2 separate regions of the Homo sapiens genome follow, and region 2 is linked to region 1. A link is a contact called in ENCODE Hi-C data. All regions are on one chromosome and are shown on one strand. The core of a region is the stretch at or near the end of the contact, and the rest is flanking DNA. Distances in the headings are between cores, read along the strand shown.

Evidence for each region. A loop is a pair of places that touch in the nucleus more often than their neighbours do. Pooled maps may share reads with other maps.
Region 2: a map of gastrocnemius medialis shows a loop between it and region 1 (10-fold over the local background). The contact joins the promoter of ZXDB here to the promoter of PHF8 in region 1. A Hi-C loop is called at or near these places in 2 of 168 maps with a recorded cell type or tissue (gastrocnemius medialis and lower leg skin) and 8 of 50 pooled maps.

Annotation. Positions count from the first base shown.
Region 1 is chrX:54,043,213-54,050,884 of GRCh38, forward strand. PHF8 (PHD finger protein 8) reads right to left here and starts at 1,261. Exons shown (of 22, transcript NM_015107.3): 1 at 550-1,261. RefSeq lists enhancers at 933-1,182, 1,393-1,852 and silencers at 1,203-1,372, 5,184-5,478.
Region 2 is chrX:57,586,951-57,593,780 of GRCh38, forward strand. It overlaps ZXDB (zinc finger X-linked duplicated B), which reads left to right and starts at 5,061. Exons shown (of 1, transcript NM_007157.4): 1 at 5,061-6,830. The coding sequence starts at 5,099. RefSeq lists silencers at 5,399-5,688, 5,749-5,938.

The DNA of each region.
Region 1 (7,672 bases), core at 11-2,510:
AAAAATGAGGCTGGGGGTATCTCAAGACAAGACCCTCCTCTCACCACCTGAAATAGGGCCAACCAGAGAGAGATAAGGGATCCCTGAAAGTCTCTTCAGGTTACTCAAAGCCTTCACGAACAAGACAGACAAGACTAGGCGCCCAACTCAAATCACAGTTCTGGGGTCGTGTTCGGAGAGTTTAAATAATCCTTTCCATCACTCTCAATATCATTCCTTCCCCGACCAGTCAGGAGTCTCATCACCCCCAAAACTGAAATAAATATAAATCTCTAAACTGACCAGCTCGTTCTGTACTTTAAAGATGACAGGGTTCTGGCTGCATCCCTGAAACTCAAAAGGATCTATTCAAAACCCCTCAAACTGACTAGAATTTCCTCACACTCCCGAAACTAAGCAAGGATTCTTTTGCATCGCTCGGAAACTGGCAGCGTTTCCTTGCAGCCCCCCCTCAAACTGATGAGAGCTCCCTAGTCTCCCCAAATGTTCAGGTACCTCACAGTATATCCTAAAACTGACAGTAATAGCCTCGCAGCCCCCAAAACTTACAGGAATCTTAACGCTTCCCCAACTGACAGGAACCTCCTCACGCCCCAAACCTGACAAGAACGTCTTCAGTCCAGAATCCTACAGGGACCTCCTCATGCTTTGGGCTGCAAGGACTCCACGCCCGCGGAGCTCAGCCCCAGCGACACGCCGGCAGCCGGGCTAGCTCCGGGACTGCGAAGCGCCTCAGCGGAGGCTCGTCCGGTAGTTCCGGCCCCTACGGCGACGCGCGTCGAATTCTGGGATAGTCCCCGTACCGCCGGGAACCTCGCTCGCCTTCCCCTCGAGCCCCCCGCTGGGTCGCGCGGCGCCAGCCGCTCAACGGTGCTTCAGAGCAGCCTCCTCCACAACATTCCCCTCGGCCCGGCCGTTCGGGCCTACTGGAGACCGCGGCTTGGGCCTAGTCTGGCGGCCGCCCGGCGAACGGGCAAGTGGCGTCGTCGCTGGGCCGGCAGGAGATACTCGCGAGCAAACCAACGGGGAAAGAGATGAACCGGCCGCCACGTCCGAGGCACACGGCCCGAAAAGTCGCTGGGAGAAGCCCAGTGGCGGTGGTAGGCAATTCGGAGTAGTCAATAAAGTTTATTCAAAACAATGAGGAAGTTGAGGCGGAGAGGGGAGGAGAAATACGGGATAAACAGCTACCATGTTGAGAGTGGCGGCGCTACCCAGACAACCAAGGCGACCGCCATCTTATGAGGGCTGGACTCGCGAGGTGAGCGCGGCGGAGGCGGGGAACCGCGAGCCGCCGGCTCCCGGGTGACGTCATCGGGGGGGCGGGGCGCCACCTTGAGAAAGGAGGGCGGTTCTCAGCCACCTTTGGACCCGCTCGTCTCTTTAAGGTGCCCAATCGCCGCTGAAGACCTTGAGCCCAGAGGCGGAGAAGCCGCCATCTTAGGCGAGGCAGACGTTTGGCTCCATTTTGAGTGGGGCCCGAAACTTCCTAGCCTTCCCCCTCCTCCGGGCAAACAGGGAGTTCAGCTACCCCGACTCGCACACTCCTCCTCCCCAGCCTTCTCCTCCTATGAGAGGAGGTGAACTCGGTGACTCCAAACTACAAAATTAATAGGTGGCGGCGGGGGCGGGCTTCAGCCGGGGTAGAGGCGGAGTACTCACCGCGGCTCCTGTTCATTGAGCACCTTCGATAGGCTGGGCTCTTTCCCACGGTCTCTGCGTTGTTGGTTCTTCCCCCTGTGAAGGAAGCTCTGTGATTATCACCAAATGAAGGCAGGGGCTTCGAGAAGCCAAGTGACTTGAGTCCCGGAGCAGGGACGTTGAACCTTGTGCCCTGTGCTACCCGCGTTCTGTCCCCAGGCCCTCAGTGTAGTTCCTCTGTAAAGCTGCTGCCAACTCCACAACTCCCTCTGAACTCTTCTTTGACCCTACTGTTTCACTTCAGTTCAAATACAGTTCAAGGATTTGTTTGCACCTGTCCCACAATTTTCTGACTATAGCCTGAGGGGAGGGGAGAGGAGGGGGGATGAGAGGAAAGGCTGAGTTAGTGGAGCTTTGCTGAGTTAGTGGAGCTTCGTACATATGCTTCAAGATGGCCTAGGTTTTCTCAAACATTCTAGAAAATTCTCTAGGAGTTATCTTACTATTTCATTTTCTTAAAGGGTCCCATTGCTTTAAAAAGGAAATGTGTGCGTGCACACAATTTACTAACCAGTGATGGTGGGGTAGGCCCTGGGGATGCAATGGTGAAAACAGGGCCTCTGGAGTGGGAGGGCATCTGCCAGTGCAGGAAACAAAGTTGCGAGTAAACAATTGGAATAGAAGGCACAGTAAGCACACAAATACCACCTGCAAAATGACCTTTGCAAAATGCAACATGAAGCTACAAAAGAGCCTTACAAGCTGCTTGCAGCTGCTGTAAGAAAGACGGCAGGGGGACATGGACGATTAAGTTCACTTAAATAAACAAGCGAGAACATTGTACTCAAAAGGATCAACGTGTACAAATGCATGGAGGCACATAGAAAAATATTTACTAGAAGTTGAATATTGTTGGAACAAGGAAAACAGAAGAGAGATAGGTAGGAGGTCAAACAGTAAAGGGTCACAACATGAAAGATTGCGAAATGCAAAAGAGTTTAGATTGTATGCAGTTAGCAAAAAGAAAACACAGGTTTTTGAGCAGGGGTAGCTTAGTCTCATATTTGTGACTTACCCAGAGGATGGTTTAGGGTTTTTTTTTTTTTTTATGTTTGTTGTTTTAGAGACAAGGTCTCACTCTGTCAACTCAGGCTGGGCGGTCATAGCTCACTGCACCCTAGAACTCCTGGACTCAAGCGGTCCTTCCGCCAGAGCCTCATGAGTAACTGAGACTATAGGCGCACACCACCACACTCGGTTATTTTTTATTTTTTATAGAGCCCAGGCCTCGCTATATTGCTCAGGCTGGTCTCAAACTCCTGGTTTCAGATCCTCTAAAAGCGCTGGGATTACAGGCCTGAGCCACTGCACTGAAAGGTCCAGGTTTAATGGGACCTGAAGCTTATATGGTTTGGGGGAGGAAGGGTGAGACGTCTTTAAGAAAAAAATAGCCGGGCGCGGTGGCTCATGTCTGTAATCCTAGCACTTTGGGAGGCCGAGGCGGGCGGATCACAAGTTCAGGAGTTCGAGACCAGCCTGGCCAACATGGTGAAACGCCATATCTACTAAAAATAAAAATATTAGCCGTGTGTGGTGGCACATGCCTGCAGTCCCACGTACACAGGAGGCTGAGGCAGGAGAATCGCTTGAACACGGGAGGCGGAGGTTGCAGTGATCCGAGACTGTGTCATTGCAGTCCAGCCTGGGTGACAGAGCGAGACTCCATCTCAAAAAAAAAAAAAATGACTTATGAATACAAAATTAGGTTCAAAGGTAGGCAGTAAGAGTATTTCTACAAGCAATTCCTTCACCTGGGTAATAATTACGAAGAGAAGTGATACAAGGCACATGTAAATGTACCATGGGGCCGGGTGCAGATTGCATGTCTGTAATCCCAGCACTTTGGGAGGTCAGGATGGGAGGATCACTTGAGCCCAGGAGTTCAAGACCAGGCTGGGCAACATAGTGAAACCCTGTCTCTACAAAATAAAAATAAAATGAATTTTTAAATAACAAATATCCCATGAAACCCAACCTAAATATATCCCCCAAATCAACTTCCCCTTAGGTGGATCTCAAAAATGTCAGGCAGCTCCAACACCACCTAATGCAAGGGAAAGTATGGCCAGGCCCTCAGTGGAAAGGGACAGCACTTTGAACCAATTGTTGTTTAAATGTATTTTGTGAACTTTATAAAACACATCACCATGTGACCCTATGGAAAGTGACAGGTCCTGCAGTTTAAGATGTCTTAGCTTCACAAGGAGTCAGGAGGAATGAGGCTGTTTCACTAGTGTTGGGGGGAAAAAATTGGTCCAGGATAGTTTGGGAAAGGGTAGAAAAAGATGAGATAATTTGGATATTTTGGAGGTTGACTAGGCAGTGTTTGGAAACTGATAATAGCAGATGAGTGAGTGAAAGGGGTGTGAGTTCACTTCTGGGTTGAGTGTCAGCATAGATGACGGTGCCACTGAATGAACTGGGCTACGCAGAAGAGAAAACAGATTTGGTGGGGAGGAGACTAAATTTAATTTGGACTATGTTGAGTTCAGGTGTGTGTGGAACATTAATTCCCTCACCCAACAGTTCTTTATTAATCTACTATGCATCATGCACTGTGCTAGGTGCTGAGGATGTTGAGGTACCCCAGATAAGGCCCTGGCCTGCATGCAGCTGACAGTCTACTGGCGGAAACAGTCAATGATCAAATAAAATTTCATTAATATGTGAATTTCATTCACATATTTTCTTGAACACCTACTGTTAGGCACTGGGGATTTAGGGGTAAACAAAACAGACAAGTCCCCGCCCTCCTGTGACTCATTTCCAGCAAGGGAGACGGATAAAAAGTGAGGCAAATCAGAGAATTTCCAATTGAGGTGAGTGCTATCAGGAAAGTAAGACCAGTTATGAGATAGAGAATGATTTGAAAGGAAAGCAGTCTATTTTAGATAAGGTAGTCAAGGAAGGGTTCTCAGAGAAGGTGACAGGAGCTGAGACCTGAATAACAAAAAGAGCTAGCTAGGGACAAAGGCAAAAGGAATCAAAAGTGTTGGCCGGGTGTGGTGGCTCACGCCTGTAATCTCAGCACTTTGGGAGGCCGAGGCGGGTGGATCACGAGGTCAAGAGATCCAGACCATCCTGGCCAACATGGTGAAACCCCATCTCTACTAAAAATACAAAAAATTAGCTGGGTGTGGTGGCACGTGCCTGTAGTCCCAGCTACTCAGGAGGCTGAGGCAGGAGAATCGCGTGAACCCGGGAGGCAGAGCTTGCGGTGAGCCGAGATTGTGCCACTGCACTCCAGCCTGGGCGACAGAGCAAGACTCCATCTCAAAAAAAAAAAAAAAAGTGCTAAAGCCCTAAGATGGGGGCAAGAGGACTGGGTGGGCTACAGGTGGGGGTCAGGGTCTCCAAGCCTGAATTAGAGACCCTGTGTGTACCCTTAGGGAATAGACGATCTAATAAATTAACAAAACAAGGAGGCTGGAAAAGGTCAAACCCTAAGTGCTACATAGAGGTTTGAGCAACCTGTGTGGTGTGGGAACAAAGAGGCAGTCACAGTTAATTCAAACACATTCAGTGGGTGTGTGAGGAAAGGCTTCACAAGAGGTAGCATTGGACCTAGGTACAGTGGTTCCTACCCCGACTCCTAAAATTCCTCCCCAGTGTCCTTGAGAGGTGGGGAGTGGACAAAGGATATTAGGAAAGGCAAAGCTGCCAGGGGTCTGAACCAGAGGCAGTCAGATTTGCTGACAAAGCAAGTCTTGCCACTGCTAAGGATGGGAGGCAGCTGGCTGCTGCCCTGGAAATGTGTGGACTGGTCCAGTCTCAGAGGATGCAGCCCATGATGGGACCTGGCTGCCACAGCACCAGGCTGCCCTGGAAGCCTACCTCCCCCATCCCACCTCCATTTAACAGTTGTAAACATTTATTTTTAATAACACAGATTCAGTTCCATCCCATTGTAATGTAAATGCATTCCCATTATAAACATTCAAACAGCCAGGCTGAACTTTCCCCGTGACAGGGCATTTCAATGCCTGCTTACCTCTCTAGAGGGAACCTCAGCAGGATCTTTTCCAATTCATTTCTCTACATATATGTTATAGCTATTGAGGTAAAAAAAAAAAATGATGAGGGCTACAGTGAACTATAAAACACATGAGTGGAAAAGGGGGGATTGGGGGGAAACTTACATGAGGAAAAACAGGTGTCCTCTGAAACAGACTTGAAAGTACAAGGACAGTAAAAACAAAAGACAAAATAATACTAAATAACATTATCTGAGAACTTACTGTGCTAAGCACTGTTACAAACTCGCTACAAGCATTAAGTCACTGAATCCTTAGAACAACCATATGAAGTAGATATCAATACTGTTAGCATTGTATGGATGATGAAGCTGAGTACAGAAACTTTAATTCACTTGCTGGAGGTCACTTAGCTAGTTTGTATCCTAGCAGGGGTTCCTGGTGATACAGGCTCAGAGACCAGGCTCTTAACCACTCCTTTATACCACTAGTGTGGATTTAACAGCAACTGGTGTATAAATGTAATGGGAAGGTAATCAATTAATGGTTCTTTGCATAATTTGAAACACAGAAACAAAATGTGGTTTGCACACACTTGAAATAAAAACTAGCAGGATGGTGCCCCAGGTGCCAAACTAAGCAATGGAGAACACCAACCCACGCCTCCAGGGCCAGCTTCATGGGCGTGCCTGTTCACCGAGCTCTGCTCCTAGAAGGGGCCTTAGGCTTGGTTTAATGTAATGCTGTGGCTGTCTTGAAATTGATAATTTTATCTTTGAGCTTGTCTTTTCTAAGTGTAGTCCACTGTGACAATGGATCATGGACATGAGCAGAAGGGATATGCTAAGTGGCAGCACCCACAGCCTATGGAAACTGCAGGCAATGTGCATGCCACCAAGCAGTTTGACAGGCCGCCTGGTGTGCAGAAACACACCAGAGGGGGACATCAGGGCCCAGAGGGGACGTCAAGCCAGTGACTACAGTGGCAGCAGTAGCAAAAGCAGCAGCACAGGTAGCAGTGGCTATAGATCTGGGAGAGAGGAGGGCCTCTGTGCAGGAACAGTGAGGAGACCTGTTGTGAGAGGCAAGCTTGTCCTGTCACCAGGGCCTGTACAAAGATTAACGCTTTGGCCTGCATACTGGCACAGGAACTGCTGGCACTCAGGCAGTAAACTTTGCAAGGAAATGATTATGAAATAAACGAGTACCCATGGACATTGCAGTAAAGTGTATGGAGAGGATTATTATAATTTTTCAAAGAGTTTAGAATCTCTGGTTTTAAAAACTGGTGCAACACAGCAAAACAAATATCCAAAGGCTTAGAAATAGAAATTAAAATTAAAGATTGTCACAAAAGACACATTAAATGAAAAGTTTCAGATAAAATATCAATGAAGAAGACAATATAAAAGTTTCTTCCCTGTAATTGAAGAGACAGGCCAGGCGCAATGGCTTATACTTATACTCCCAACACTTTGGGAGGCCGAGACGGGGAATTGCTTGAGCCCAGGAGTTTGAGACCAGTCTGGACAACAAAGTGAGACCCTATCTCTACTAAAAATTAAAAAACAAAAAATTTGCTGGGTGTAGTGGTTCGTGCCTGAAGTCCCAGCTACTCAGGAGGCTGAGGTGGGAGGATTGCTTGAGCTTTTGAGGTCAAGACTGCAGTGAACCATGATCTCCCATTGCACTCCTGGCTGGGCAACTGAGTGAGATGCTGTCTCAAAACAAAACAAAACAAAATAAAACGACAACAAAAAAAGACCAGCCTGGGCAACAAAGTGAGACCTCGTCTCTATAAAAAATAAAAATATTAACATATTAGCCAGGCATGGTGGTGCGCACCTGTAGTCCCACCTACTGACGAGGCTGAATCGGGAGGATTCCTTGAGCCCAGGAGGTCAAGGCTGCAGTGAGCTGTGATCCCACTACTGCATTCTAGACTGGACAACAAAGTGAGACCCTGTCTTAAAAAAAAAAAAAAATGAATGTGGCCG
Region 2 (6,830 bases), core at 3,811-6,310, 3.5 Mb after region 1:
TCAAACTGCCAATATAGTTAGAGATATACGCTTTGTGAGACTAACTCAGGAATCTACTGCCTTGCTCCTGCAAGGATACAGCTCTGTAAGGCATGACTTTAAAAGAATTCCAAGCACCTTTTATCTATCTGTTTAACTCTGGTGCAGGGGAACAGAGCAGCATTTAAGGTATAAACAAAATTAGTCTACTCCTGAAGAGAACATTTGCTACTCACATTTATGGTAGAAGAAGCAATCTCACAACACAACAAAGCTCTCCTTGTGAGTGGAGCAGGAAGTCCTGGGTAGGGCTGGACCACAAGGCTCACAGGCTCTATGCCCTAAGCTACTGACGCCCCTTTGTGCCAGAGGCTGGGTTTTGCAGCAAACTCAGTTCAGGCCTGGGAACACTGAGCCCACCAAGAATCCTAAATAGTCAACTAAAACCCCTGAAATAGCCAGGCCCGTTACTTTAACCATTTGTATATCTTTAGGGGGTACAAGTACATGGATAAGTACCATGTACTTGTTGTTACATGGATATATTACCCAGTGGTGAAGTCTAGGCTTACCAGAGCAAAAACAGGGTGGTAGATAATCTCCCTTGTGCAATCAACAACTATAACCCGGCAGGTAGGGTGCCTACTATTGATACTGACTACAGAGAGTGTGGACTCCTCTAACCTGATACAGGATATGAAGCCAGTTATCAATTTATTACCTCTCAGCTCCAAATTCACCCTTCAATATATATTCTTTGATAATAGAGGGATTCTTTAAGCATCTCTCCTTTAAAGTAACATCGAAGAGCATAATGTTACACTTACTTAATAGGGGGCTCTGTAGGGACAGACACTGAAAGAGGAAGTGGTACTTCTATGATTTCTGGTTCTCAGAGTTGTGGACGTGAGGACATTCAAGAAGCTTTGTCTCAGGCCTGGGCCCAGAACAACTGTCTCTCAGCAAACCTGCAGTCCTGCTGTGCCCTAATGATCAGCTTCTTGTGGCCTTCTTGATAGGGACATGCTGTTCTCCAAGTCATCTGCCTACTGCTTCTCTCTGCTCACTTGCTCCACAGCCACACACACACACACACACACACACACACACACACACACACGACCAGGTTCATGTAGTCCTGTCAATACTGCAGCCATCTCAACACTGAGACCCCACCCTAATCCTGTGCATGGAGCATTGTTTACTCCAGGCCTCCAACTGAGCCAGGCCCCCCAACCCCTACTTCACACCCACTTACTAGCCACCAGCTATTGCTTGTCCACACTACCGTGCTTCAAAGGGGGGCTTCTTGCTTCCTCTGTGATCGTAGACCAGTTCTAGCTCTGCAGACCAGCTCAGGTACTGGCAAACCAGTGGAACTTCTCTGCCATCCAGTGGGTTCTTCTCCAATTAGGTATGAAATCCAGCCTTGGGGAGAAGCTTTCATTCTAAGTTTGTCTTTCCTTGGATACTCTCCCCCAGTCCCAGAAAACCCCATATAGAGTTGTCTTGTATTCTATATAAGATATTTTATCATAGTTTAATGATTCTTTATATTAAACCTTCTCTTTCTAGATCACTGTGTGCTTTCTATCTCTGGATTGAATCTATATTGCTACAGAACACAACATCTACAGCAAGCATCATTCTTAATGGAGAATCACTGAAAGCTTTCTCTTTAAGAGCTTCATCAAGTAAGGATGTCCACTATCACCACTTCTATTCAATAGTTTACTGGGGGTGGTGATGGGGTCCCAGACAGAGCAGTAGAGCAAGAAAAAGAAATAAGATATTTGGAAAGGAAGAAGAAAGACTGGCACTATTTACAGATGATATGACAGTGTACATAAAATTCCACAAAGTATTACAGACAAATTATTAGAATCAATAGAAGAGTTTATACGCTTGTAGGATAAAATCTTAATGAACAAAAGTCAATTGCATCCTATTTATTTACCAGAAACAAATTTAGACAGTAAAAATTCCAAACAGGATTTGCACAATATGAAGTGCCTAGGACAAAAAAGTTGCCTTTTGGGAAAAATATAAAGTATTACTTGGGCACATTAAAGGAGACCTTATTAAAAGGAGAGACAGACCAAAGCCATGAACCAAACTTTCAATATTGAGAAGTCAAATCTAAAATATCAGCACAATATGAATTAGAACCCCAAACTAGCTGTTGGTTGAAGTTTTTATGATGAGTTTATAATTTAAATGGAATTGAAATGGGCCAAAAGTAGCCAAGACACTTTTGAAGAAAGATGTAGAATTTACTGCCTTATCCAAATATCAGAATTGACTATGGATCTGTAGTAATTAAGACAGTGTGATATTTCAAACAAATAGGGCCGAGCACTTAATAGCGAGTATAGGAACTAGCCCACATATGGGTAGATACTTGATTTATGGCACTGTAAATCAGTTGGCAAAAGGCAGACTTTTCAATAAGTGGTTCACTGAGAAAACTGGATATTCAAACAAATAAATAAATAAATAAATAAATGGAACCCCACTCAACACAATATACAAACATCAATTGCAGGTGGATTAAGACCTGACTGTGAAGGGCAATAGCATACGTATTTTGGAAGAAAATATAGAAAACGCTTTCATGGCCCAGGGTTTCTTAAAACAGAAAAGATTTCTTAAAACAGATTTCTTAAAACAAAAACACACTAACCATCAGGAAAAGAATGATGAATTTGACTATATTATAATTAAGATCTTCTGTTCACAAAACACAGCACAAAGCAATGGGAAATACAAACAGAACAAGGGAATATTTTGGCCACAGGTATGGACTAGTATTTAAAATATTTAACAGGCTCATTAAGTCAGTAAGTACTAGATGAACAATAGAATAGAAACATGGGTTAAAAGAGGTAAATTTGAATAGGCCTTCTTCGGAGTAGACACTCCAAAAGGCTCATAAACACGAAAATGTGCTAAAGCTTACTAGTAATTTGGGTATTGCCCACCAGTAGACTGGCAAAATTTAAATTCTGGCAATACTTGGTGTGGGTGAAGATGTGGAGCAGTAGGGGCTCTCTGTGCTGCTGGTGGGATTGACAGCTTGCCCAATCACTACAGAGAACAATTTGGCATCATCTAGTAAAGCTCAGGATATCCATACCCTATGGCCCTGTGATTCTATTCTTGGATATATACCCTAGAGAGATTTTTACACATGTGTCCCATGAGAAATGTGCAAGAATGTTCATAATAATCGCTGAAAAATAGAAGCAATCCTAATGTTCATCTGCTGTAGAATGGAGTGGTATAATCATACCATAATCACTTTGCTATAAGCATATGCTGGAACGACAGTCGATGGAGACAAAGGATCTACTTACTTATAACTATTATGAACAACATGGATGAGTCTCAAGTATAATACAGAGTGAAAGAAACAAGTTATAAAAGGAAACTTGCCGTATGATTCCATTTATACAACTTCGTATCAACTCTATTGTTTACGGATGCGTACAAAAGTGATAAAGCTATAAAGGAAAGCAGTGAAATGATTATTACAAAGTCAGGGCAATGACTATATTCATATAGGAGAGTGTGGGTTGTGATTGGGAGGAGTACAGCGGCTGTATTCTGGAAGGCTGGCAGTGGTCTATTGCTTGACCTTGGTCCTGGTTACACAGGTGTCTGCTTTTGTAAAATAATCTAAACGATACAAATATGTTTTATGCACTCTTCTATACCTCAGATTTGAAAAATGCTTCCACCAGAAAAAGTAATAGAAAGAAAAGTATGTGGAGTAGACATTTTGATGAGGTTCAAATAGTTATGGATGAATAGCTTGATTTTCAAGAGACCAAGTGTCCACTGTCATTAAAAGAGGGCGAGAGAGCTGGGAGTATTTAAACAACAGGTTACACCCCGCTCCCCCACCACCACCAATCTAGTCATTACTCTAAGCTTTCTTATCTCAGATATTTCACCCTATATTTGTGTCAATTCCCAACTCAGTCGTAACGGACAAAATGAAGGATTGTCATCATCATTAATAAGATCATTAGGCACCACAGGCCCAGCAAGCCTGGGCCACCACACTTAAATGTGAACAGGTACACCAGGTTGATTGGACAAGATCGTCTGTGCCTTTTACTTGGCAGAATCCATTGCAGTGACTCAGGATTTAACCTAAACACATTTAACTGAAACTCCTGCCCAGAGACCTCCACGTGCTGGAGAAGGCAGAGTAAACTGAGGAATGAATGCCCTCATTGTGCTGTGAGAGCAGACATGAAATTTATCACAGTACAACCGATGGTGGAAGGGCAAAAGTTGGTTTAGGTTGTGCACTGTATAGGGAGAAGCCAGGAGAAGGTTGGGTTTTTTCCAGATTTCAGTGTAAATTGTTTCATCCTCCAGACTTTGAATTTCTAGGCTGAAGAGTGCTAACCTGTTTTGGCCGCATCTCTCACTCATTCTAATGTCTGTATCAGCAAGACAAAATTTGAACTATGCGGCAAATTGTACCGAAGACTTTGCTCAAGATAATTGTGAATATGGAAGTTGTCCCGCGGGGAGGTGGGAAGGGGAAGGACATTTTCAGCAGAACTGCCAGCGCTATGGTGGTTTAATGCTGACACAGAGACAGTTTTTTCTCTCAGGAATTGTCTTTCATCCATCAGTCCAGCCAGCCAGCCAGCCAGCAAATTTTAACACACAGAAAGTACGAAGCAACATATCTAACACTGGGAGGGGCTGGGGTGTGTTTATTTGGGTATATACAATGAGTCATGGATTAAAATTGCTTCCAGCGGATAGATACCTAGGTGTTCCACAGCATTACTGAACAAGCTGTCGTCATTTCCCCATTACCTCAGAAGACCCCCTTAATTACTTACTTATATTAACTGTAGAACGTATTTATGCATACCAGGCTCTACCTCTGGGCTTTCTATTCTGTTCCAGAGACCCAGTACCAGAATATTTAAATCACTGTGGCGTTAAATACGTTTTAATATCTGATAGGGCCAGTTTCTGCGCATTGCACATTTTTTTTTCCCCTTTCAGGAACGTGTTCAGGCCCGCGGCAGGGGGCGGGATCGCGCCTCCTCCTCGGCTCTGGTTCCAGCCGAGCCTCTCGGACGCAGAGATGGAAATCCCGAAGCTGCTCCCGGCTCGCGGGACACTACAGGGCGGCGGCGGCGGCGGTATCCCCGCGGGTGGCGGCCGAGTCCACCGAGGCCCTGACTCGCCGGCTGGCCAGGTCCCCACGCGCCGCCTCCTGCTGCTCCGGGGCCCCCAAGATGGCGGGCCCGGGCGGCGGCGCGAGGAGGCCAGCACGGCATCACGGGGCCCTGGCCCAAGCCTGTTGGCGCCGAGGACCGATCAACCTAGCGGCGGCGGCGGCGGCGGCGGCGACGACTTCTTCCTGGTGCTGCTTGACCCGGTGGGTGGCGACGTGGAGACCGCGGGCTCCGGTCAGGCCGCAGGGCCTGTGTTGAGGGAGGAGGCCGAGGAGGGCCCGGGGCTCCAGGGGGGCGAGAGCGGCGCGAATCCCGCGGGGCCCACTGCGCTAGGCCCCCGCTGCCTGTCCGCGGTTCCCACTCCGGCCCCGATCTCCGCCCCCGGCCCCGCCGCGGCCTTCGCGGGCACAGTCACTATCCACAACCAGGACCTGCTGTTGCGCTTTGAGAACGGCGTCCTCACCCTGGCCACGCCCCCACCACACGCCTGGGAGCCAGGGGCCGCTCCTGCCCAGCAGCCCGGGTGTCTGATCGCCCCGCAAGCTGGGTTCCCGCATGCCGCGCACCCGGGTGACTGCCCAGAGCTGCCGCCAGACCTCCTGCTAGCTGAGCCGGCCGAACCCGCGCCAGCTCCGGCGCCTGAGGAGGAGGCGGAGGGCCCGGCCGCCGCCCTGGGCCCCCGCGGACCGCTGGGCTCCGGCCCAGGCGTGGTGCTGTACTTGTGCCCCGAGGCGCAGTGCGGGCAAACCTTCGCCAAGAAGCACCAGCTGAAGGTGCACCTGCTGACGCACAGCAGCAGCCAGGGCCAGAGGCCCTTCAAATGCCCCCTGGGTGGCTGCGGCTGGACCTTCACCACCTCTTACAAGCTCAAGAGGCACCTGCAGTCGCACGACAAACTGCGGCCCTTTGGCTGCCCGGCAGAGGGCTGTGGCAAGAGCTTCACCACAGTGTACAACCTCAAGGCGCACATGAAGGGCCATGAGCAGGAGAACTCATTCAAATGCGAGGTGTGCGAGGAGAGCTTCCCCACGCAGGCCAAACTCAGCGCCCACCAGCGCAGCCACTTCGAACCGGAGAGGCCTTACCAGTGCGCGTTTTCTGGCTGCAAGAAGACATTTATCACAGTGAGTGCTCTGTTTTCCCATAACCGCGCCCATTTCAGGGAACAGGAACTGTTTTCCTGCTCTTTTCCTGGCTGCAGCAAACAATATGACAAGGCTTGTAGGCTGAAAATTCACCTGCGGAGTCACACCGGCGAGAGACCTTTCCTTTGTGACTTTGATGGCTGTGGCTGGAACTTCACTAGCATGTCCAAACTCTTAAGGCACAAAAGAAAGCACGACGATGACCGGAGGTTCATGTGCCCTGTGGAAGGCTGTGGGAAATCTTTCACGAGGGCGGAACATCTGAAAGGCCACAGCATAACCCACCTGGGCACAAAGCCTTTCGTGTGTCCTGTGGCAGGCTGCTGTGCCAGGTTCTCTGCTCGCAGTAGCCTCTACATTCACTCCAAGAAACACCTGCAGGATGTGGACACTTGGAAAAGCCGTTGCCCGATCTCCTCTTGTAATAAACTCTTCACATCCAAGCACAGCATGAAGACGCACATGGTTAAAAGGCATAAGGTGGGCCAGGATC